Linked DNA regions of Homo sapiens: region 1 is linked to region 2. A link is an interaction called in ENCODE POLR2A ChIA-PET data of the cell type or tissue named here. Cell type or tissue: GM12878. All regions are shown on one strand. Region 1 overlaps HYCC1 (hyccin PI4KA lipid kinase complex subunit 1). Region 2 overlaps LOC107986776 (a long non-coding RNA gene).

Region 1 (4,000 bases), 79 kb after region 2:
AAACACTACAATGTGAGATTGGGCTGTAAAGAAAATTGAAAGATTCTTCTGTTACTGATAATAAAAGAGAATAAATATCCATTAATTGCTCTAATTTAATGTATTTGTCGGCTGTGTAATAATTTTTGGTGACTCAGATATGCAAACACACCAGTACATTCACATGGCTTAATTACGTATATTCTTTTATGGTAAAGGGAGATGGAAAAAAAAAAAAAAGCAAAAAGGAAAGTTTTACTTGGCGTCTTCCATGAGAAAACCTCATTCACTCGTTTCCCTCTTCTACCCAGAAAAGATAGAAAGAGGAGAAATTAGAGGAAATGCAATAATAAATAAAGACAAATAAGTAAAAGAAAAAGAGAAGAGCTCCAACAGAAAAAAAGAAAAAAGGGCCAATTGCTTTCTTCTTTCCAAAAACTAGGAAAACAAAGAGGCAAGGAGAAAGAGGAAAAAAAGAATATTTCTTAAAGTTCATGGTTCTCGTCCCTTCTCCTTTCCCAATCCTCATCACCACTGGCTTAAGGTGGGATATTCCTTGTTTCTACTGTATGATAGATACAGCTGAGGGTTTGGGAAGAAATTTGTCCTACTGTGAGGGTTGGTGTGGTGAGGGAATAGTAGGGATATGAGTGGGTGGAATGGGAAACACATTTAGAGTTCCATTAAATATAGAAACTCTAAATGTATTTTCATACAGCCATAAACTGAACTTACATTCTATAGTCCTATGTTTCAGAAACATTATGAGATAAAAAGGCTGTTGTGGCTCACCCTGGGATCTACAAGCCCTTTAACATTGTTTCTAAAGAAATGTATAAACAAATTTTGTTTTGATTTATATATAAATATTAACAATAGAATTTATATATTAACACAATTAAATTAAAAAATCTATAATTTGAGAAATTTGTAATTTATATATAAACAAAATTAAATTTAAAAATCTATTTATAATTTGAGAATTGTCTATATATCTAAGAAGTACAGCAAAGGTGTCTACCTTCCCCACAGGAAGCCAGTGCCTGTTAGAGAGCCTAGAAAAACAATGTGTTCAAGTAGGAAGCAGGACCATGAGGATGGAAAATAGAAACCTTTCAAATTCAGCCGAACATGGTAACTTTACTGCTCTAGAAGGGAAAGCCAAGACTACCCTAAAAAGGGAGGAGACTGCAACCTACCTGTAGAGGCAAATAAGAAGGACTTAAGAGTATTTTAGAGTCCACTGGATAAAGGGAATTCACACTAAAGAAGAGTGATAAACAAGGCTAAGCTGTATTCTGTACCTGTTCCATGCATGTGACTTACTTTTTATAGTTCATTCACTTCTATATTCTCATCTGTGACTTTATTGTTATAATAAACAGAGTTTCCCAAGTGTTAGAATTGTGAAGGGGTACAGGTGATAAGAATGCTACTTTAATGAGGGTACAATCCTAAGACAGAGTGCTAACCCCTCAAGTGGCAGCCAAAATACAATCTGGAAGATATGTAAGAATCTGCTAGAAACAATACATTCAAGCAGTCTTTTCTCTTGTTTTGTAATTTTTTTCCTATAAAATATGTCTGGGAAATGGCTTCCATTTTGTTGCAGGGTACAGACCTCCTTGTTTAAATGTACGCCTGGACATGCACACATACTCTCTCTCATATACACACATATGCACAAATACAAGGGAGCATCAATATTTCACATTTTTAACTGCAGGACCTACATTTCTCTCCCAAATTCCCAATATGTCTACCTAAATAGCAAGAAGGAAAGTGGAAAAGAAATTAAAATTCATTCTTGTGCTTCCTGTAGCAGTAGCTTAGAAGCAATTATGGCCACAGTAACCACTATGATCTGCTTCATTGCCTCCGTGCCTGTTCTCACACATTAATGCCAAAACAGAAAAACCAACCTCAGGGTAAACCATATCTAATTAAATTACTTTCTACCTGTAATCTAGCCCCATTCAGTAGCATAATTTTCACTGAAGAAGCTGAAGTATGTTTAGACTATATGTTTTAAATGGTGGTATAATTTGCCTTGCTATTGGCAAACATCACCGCCTCTTTTATACTTTCCTATGGAACTTTCAAGAATTGCTACACTTTAAAAACACCAAAAATGATCACTAGGTAAGCTGGATAATCATTATTGTTTTCTGACATACAATCACCTAGATTCCTTAAGTGAAAACAATGGCAACTGTTCTCATCACCAACTTTCTAGTTTACCATAAATAGCTCCATTCTTCTCCTTTCCCATTTTCTCTATAGAAACCACAACACAACCAGTACCAAATATACCAAAAGGAACTATTATTTTCACCTCAGTTTACAGGAAGAAGAAAATAGAGAATGGATTTTGTTTTACCTCTAATATACACGTTTGCTTAGGGTAAAGAAGTAGCTTTTTGCTTCCCACCATGGTTACCTTCTGAGGAAGGTGATAATTTCCTTCTTAGACTGGTTGTTGACACTACAATAACTTCTAGGTAGGAGGGAAGTTATAAAAATAATATGAAATTAAATAAAGAACAATAAATTAAAAGACAAGGGAGGGAAATGGGAAAGCACTGAAAAAGCCATAGTGAATGAAAATGACTTCCAATAAAATTTTAAAATAATAAAATGAAGCAGACAAGAAGGGATATATATATACACACACACATACACAGAATCTTGAAAGAAAATTAACTTCAAGAAAATACAACTAGTGTTGCGTCAACACTATGGCATTCTTTACCAGAAAGTGCAGACAAAGTGTTTAAAGTCCCTATTAGTTGTTCTACTTCAATATGTAAATTCACTTGCTTAAGAGTTCACTGAGAAATCAGAAATATTAATTAAGGAACATTTGCAAATACTTTTGAATACAAGCCCAAAATGTATGAGTAATTTTAAAATGCATTTTCCTTATTCTCCTACTGAAGTAACAATTTCAAATTGAATATGATTTTTAAATACATTTTCATTCATATGTGTAACATAAGGGGCTCCATTTTTCTTACTGCCTATTGCTCCTAGATAATAAATTAGGAGTTAAGGGCAACTCCACAGCTCTTTCTTCCAGATTACTATTTACTGAAGTTAGAAGTTATAGCACCATAAGTACAGTGAAAAATGTAAAAGAATCAACAATGGTTTGACTTGAAGAGTTACGTATTTCTTACCATGTCTTTTCCACCTATGACCCCTTATTGACATGCTGGTTACTGCATTTCTTGATATTCGAGAGGAAGTTGGTGTGATTTCAACTTGAATACACCTTGTACCTTCCTTATTAGATTTCATGGGACCATGAGGCAATGAAGCCTTTATTGCATTAGCAACCTAAGGAGAAAAAATATAGTTTAAGATCAACATGAGCAGATAGAGCAGATATATTATCTAACCCTTCGATAAAACATGATGCTAAACAGGCTTATACAAAGAGGCTCTTCCCAAGCATTTTATAAGATGATACAGAAATCCTCTAAGATAAGAATAGGAGGCTAAGAGGGAAATTCATGGTTAAAAAAATATGTAAATGATAAAGTTAAAAATTTCAAAATATTCAATTAGATTTCCAAATGCCTAATGTTAATTAATAAATGCAGCTAAAGTATGTTAAGGAGAACAATTCTCATAAGTTAAAAAGACAGTTAGGTGTCTAGGAAGTCAGTCTAATAAAAATTTTTATTTTGGCCAGGTGCAGTGGCTCACGCCTGTAATCCCAGCACTTTGGGAGGCCGAGGGGGCCTGATCACCTGAGGTCGGGAGTTTGAGATCAGCCTGACCAACATGAATAAATCCTGTCTCTACTAAAAATACAAAAAATTAGCTGGGCATGGTGGCACGTGCCTGTAATCCCAGCTACTCGGGAGGCCGAGGCAGGAAAATCGCTTGAACCCAGGAGGCGGAGGTTGCGGAGAGCCGAGATCGTGCCATTGCACTCCAGCCTGGGCAACAAGAGCTAAACTCCGTCTCAAAGAAAATTTAAAAAAAAATTATTTGTTACTTTTCTAAGTTATAA
Region 2 (4,000 bases):
AGGTCAGGAGATCGAGGCCATCCTGGCTAATATGGTGAAACCCCATCTCTACTAAAAATATAAAAAATTAGCCAGGCGTGGAGGCGTGCACCTGTAGTCCCAGCTACTCTGGAGGCTGAGGCAGGAGAATCGCTTGAACTTGGGAGGCAGAGGTTCCAGTGAGCCAAGATAGCGCCACTGCACTCCAGCCTGCGTGACAGAGTGAGACTCCATCTCAAATAAATAAATAAATAAATAAATAAATTAGAGACGGGGGTTTCACCATGTTGGCCAGGCTGGTCTTGAACTCCTGACCTCAAGTGATCAGCCCACCTTGGCCTCCCAAAATGCTGGGATTACAGGAATGAGCCACTACACCCAGCCACCTTCCTCTATTTGTTCTATATTTGATAATTCAAACATATTTAAACAAAAATACACATTTTTGCATCTAATATTTTGAGACATCCTAATGTCCTTAATATTGCAGTTCTCTTAACCATCCAAAGATAAAAGATTAATTTCATTTTGATTCCTCTCTTACCCACATTCATAAGGCACAACTTATAAAAATAAAAAATCTTGGACTCATGAGGTAAATCAAAGTTGCTCCTAAAACACATGTATTTAAACCACGAGCATTATTAAACAATAAATATATATACATTATTTATTTGGAGCAAATTTTGCCAGCTAATCAGAAAGAGTAAAATGCTGTTTAGCATGAATTTGCTTTTAGAGAGTACACCAGTGCTGGATAAAAATACAGGCACCAAGTTAGGGGATTCTCAGGGATTTTGTTTTCTTTTGACAAAGTTGTCTTCATTCATTTGTCACTGAGGGACCGCTAGGGAAATATCCACCTGTATCCCTTTTCTTAAGTCTAGAAATAGAGAAATAAGCAAGGCATTTCCATTGATATATGTGCCATAAAGGAAGTAGCCCAGAATGCAATGAAAGTATGTAAAAATGGCAGGAAGTTGCCCCACGGCAAAATCTGAGGGCCAAGAAGGAACTGAACTAGCAAGTGAGGATTAGGGGTAGAGACAGCTCTCCAGGTTGGGAGAACAGTGGGTACAGAGGCCTATTGAAAAGAGAAAGGATAACTGCAGACAAAATCCAGAGGTTGGGGTGGAAGGTGCGAAAGTCGGAGAGGAATAAGAAAGGGAAGGGATGAATCAAGTCTGGAGAGAGACTCCCCTTTACCTGGGAGGAGCAGGAAGGAGCGGTGGATCACCAAAGCTGCTGTGCCCTGATATGGCTTGGCTGTGTCCCCATCCAAATCTCAAATTGTATCTCCCAGAATTTCCACGTGTTGTGGGAAGGACCCAGGGGGAGGTAATTGAATCACGGGGGCCAGTCTTTCCTGCGCTATGCTTGTGGTAGTGAATAAGTCTCACAAGATCTCATGGGTTTATTAGGGGTTTCTGCGTTTGCTTCTTCCTCATTTTCTCTTGCCGCCACCATGTAAGATGAGCCTTTCACCTCCCACCATGACTCTGAGGCCTCCCTAGCCATGTGGAACTGTAAGTCCAATTAAACCTCTTTTTCTTCCCAGTCTCAGGTATGTCTTTATCAGCAGTGTGAAAATGGACTAATACAGCCCTCTGTGGATTCCCAGCTGCAGGCGGCCTCCTCTCCAGCCTTTCAACACACTCACCCTGCACCTTCCCCACAGAGCTGGGGGCCAGGGCCTGTCTCAGCTACTTGCCAGGACTCCTTTCCTGCTTCCTCTTGCCCATCCTGACCATCACTCCTTATTTTCACCTTTCTGATGCCCATCAGAAATGGGGGTCATAAATGGGGGTCAGAAATGCGGTTCTGATTTAGATCTTTAGTGCCACAGGAAACACAGTTATCAGTGCAGAGTGAGTGTGGGAAAGTTTTCAGGAGAGAAGAGAGGTCATTTAGGAGAGTGGATCAGACCCCCATCTGGCCAGGCAGTGGCATCCCAGTCTTCCTGGTTATGCCCTGCAATCTCATGTGTGTCTTCCTGGTTTTAGAGAGCCCTGCTGAAAGCCCTCTTTATGGCACCCACTGCCTTCTACCCTACCTCATCGCCACATCCCCTATGGAGGCTACCACTGATTCAGATCCATCATTGCAACCCTCAGCAGAATAGCCCTGCTATAGTGGCAGGGATTCCATATCTACCCTTTCCTTCCTTCCTCCCCTCCTCCCTTCCTTTCTTTTCTTTCCCTTCTTTTTTCCTTCCTTCCCTCTTCCTTCCTCCCATCCTTCCTTCTCACCTGCCCTCTTGTATGTATTCATGTATTTAGGTATTTTGCCAGGCATTGGGGATAAAGTGGTAAGAAAGTTGGAGAGGGTTCTTACACTTACAGCCCAGGGATAACAGCAAATAGACCATGAATTACAACCCAGTGTGATAAGTTTCAGCTTAGACAGGGTGAGGTGCCACCCCATCACCCCAGAAGCTAGTCATGGAGGAACCATGGCAGGTCACTCAAAAGGCCCTCTGGAACCTAAAGGTTGGCATATGGCACTGAGGAAGGACATTGACTCTGGACATGTCAACCCCTGACACAGGAGCACTACCCAGCCACCCACCCCAACACTGAAACAGTGCCTGGGGTCATTCACACCCGCAGAGGTCACCAACCCTGTGGCCTCTCCCCAGGTGCACCCTCTGTGCTTCAGCACTTCAGCCATGCCTGAGGCATCAGGGTTTTGCTGTCACTCCACACCCCAGCACTGGACAAATCCTCCAGTGACAGAAACTGCATTAAAGTGCTGGAACCACAGTCTGCTCAAGCCAACCCCACTGGCCCATCGGCTGGTGGAAAGAGCTTCTTGGGAGCTAGCCTGCCACAGCAGGAATTCTCTGGAATGTGTCAGGATCTTCCATCTGGCCCAGTCTGGGTAGAGGGTCTGGCCAGGAGAAGATCACTCCTCACTGGCTAGTCTCCCTTCAAAGTCTCAGCACCAGGTTGGTCCTTGGGCTGGGCTGCCATTGGACTGCATTTCTCGTGTCCACTGACATTCCCACTTCCCTAAATGACCTCTCTTCTCTCCTGAAAATTCTCCCACACTCACTCTGCACTGATGACTGTGTTTCCTGTGTCACTAAAGATCTAAAAAGCATGGGAGAGGACTTCCTTGAGCTCTCATCCCCACACCTGCCCCCCTGCCTGCACCCAGGCCCTGGGCTCTGCCACTCCTCCTGTCTCCAGGCTCCTGGCACAGACCAATTCCCCCCCACATCCCTCTTCCCTCCAGTCTTTCTTCCCCCCTGCTCATGTGTCCTCAAACGTTCTCTTTACTAGGTCTTACAAACAAGCTGTTATTCCAAGAATCTCTTCAAAAAACAGCAACAAGGCTTTCAGCTTTCAGCTGGGAGGAGGCCAAGGTGCAACTTTCTTGGGTCGTCCTGAATCTAGCCACCTCTGCCATGCTGCCGAAGTTCTACCCCAATGAGATCAAAGTCACATACCTAAGGTGTACTGGGGATGAAGTGGGTGCCACGTCTGTGTTGGCCCCCAAGATCAGCCCCCTAGGTCTGTCTTCAGAAAAGGTTGGTGATGACATTGCTAAAGCAACTGGTGACTGAAAGGATCTGAGGATTACAGTGAAACTGATCATTTAGAACAGAGAGGCCCAGATTGAGGTGGTGACTTCTGCCTCTGCCCTGATCATCAAAGCCCTCAAGGAACCGCCAAGAGACAGAAAGAAACAGAAAAACATTAAACACAGTGGAAATATCACTTTTGATGAGATTGTCAATGTTGCTCAACACATGTGGCACCGATCTTTAGCCAGAGAACTCTCTGGAATCATTAAAGAGATCCTGGGGACTCCCCAGTCTGTGGGCTGCAATGTTGATGGCTGCCACCCTCATGATATCATAGATGACATCAACGGTGGTGCTGTGGAATGCCCAGCTAATTAAGAAGCACAAAGGAAAATATTTCAATAAAGGATCATTTGAAAAACAAACAAAAAAAAAAAAACACAAAAAAACAAAAACAGCAACAATAACTTTCTCTTGGCCTCCCTGTTCTTC

Evidence for each region. ChIA-PET counts read pairs that join two places held together with the same protein. Peaks named below come from ENCODE experiments on the same cell type or tissue, not always from the same donor. Only the 100,000 strongest peaks of a DNase experiment are listed, where the experiment ranks them.
Region 1: POLR2A ChIA-PET joins it to region 2 with 9 read pairs; 2 of 35 experiments call an interaction of 5 or more read pairs at or near these places.

The regions. Positions count from the first base shown.
Region 1 is chr7:22,957,098-22,961,097 of GRCh38, forward strand. HYCC1 (hyccin PI4KA lipid kinase complex subunit 1) reads right to left here. Exons shown (of 11, transcript NM_032581.4): 10 at 3,159-3,318. Among named protein-coding and RNA genes, the nearest start is that of HYCC1, 55 kb to the right of the region's middle. In GM12878, no CTCF peak of the experiment used is centred here; a DNase peak (open chromatin) is centred at 1,857.
Region 2 is chr7:22,878,505-22,882,504 of GRCh38, forward strand. All of the region lies in intron 3 of LOC107986776 (a long non-coding RNA gene), which reads right to left. It also overlaps the pseudogene RPL12P10. Among named protein-coding and RNA genes, the nearest start is that of SNORD93, 24 kb to the left of the region's middle. In GM12878, no CTCF peak of the experiment used is centred here; no DNase peak of the experiment used is centred here.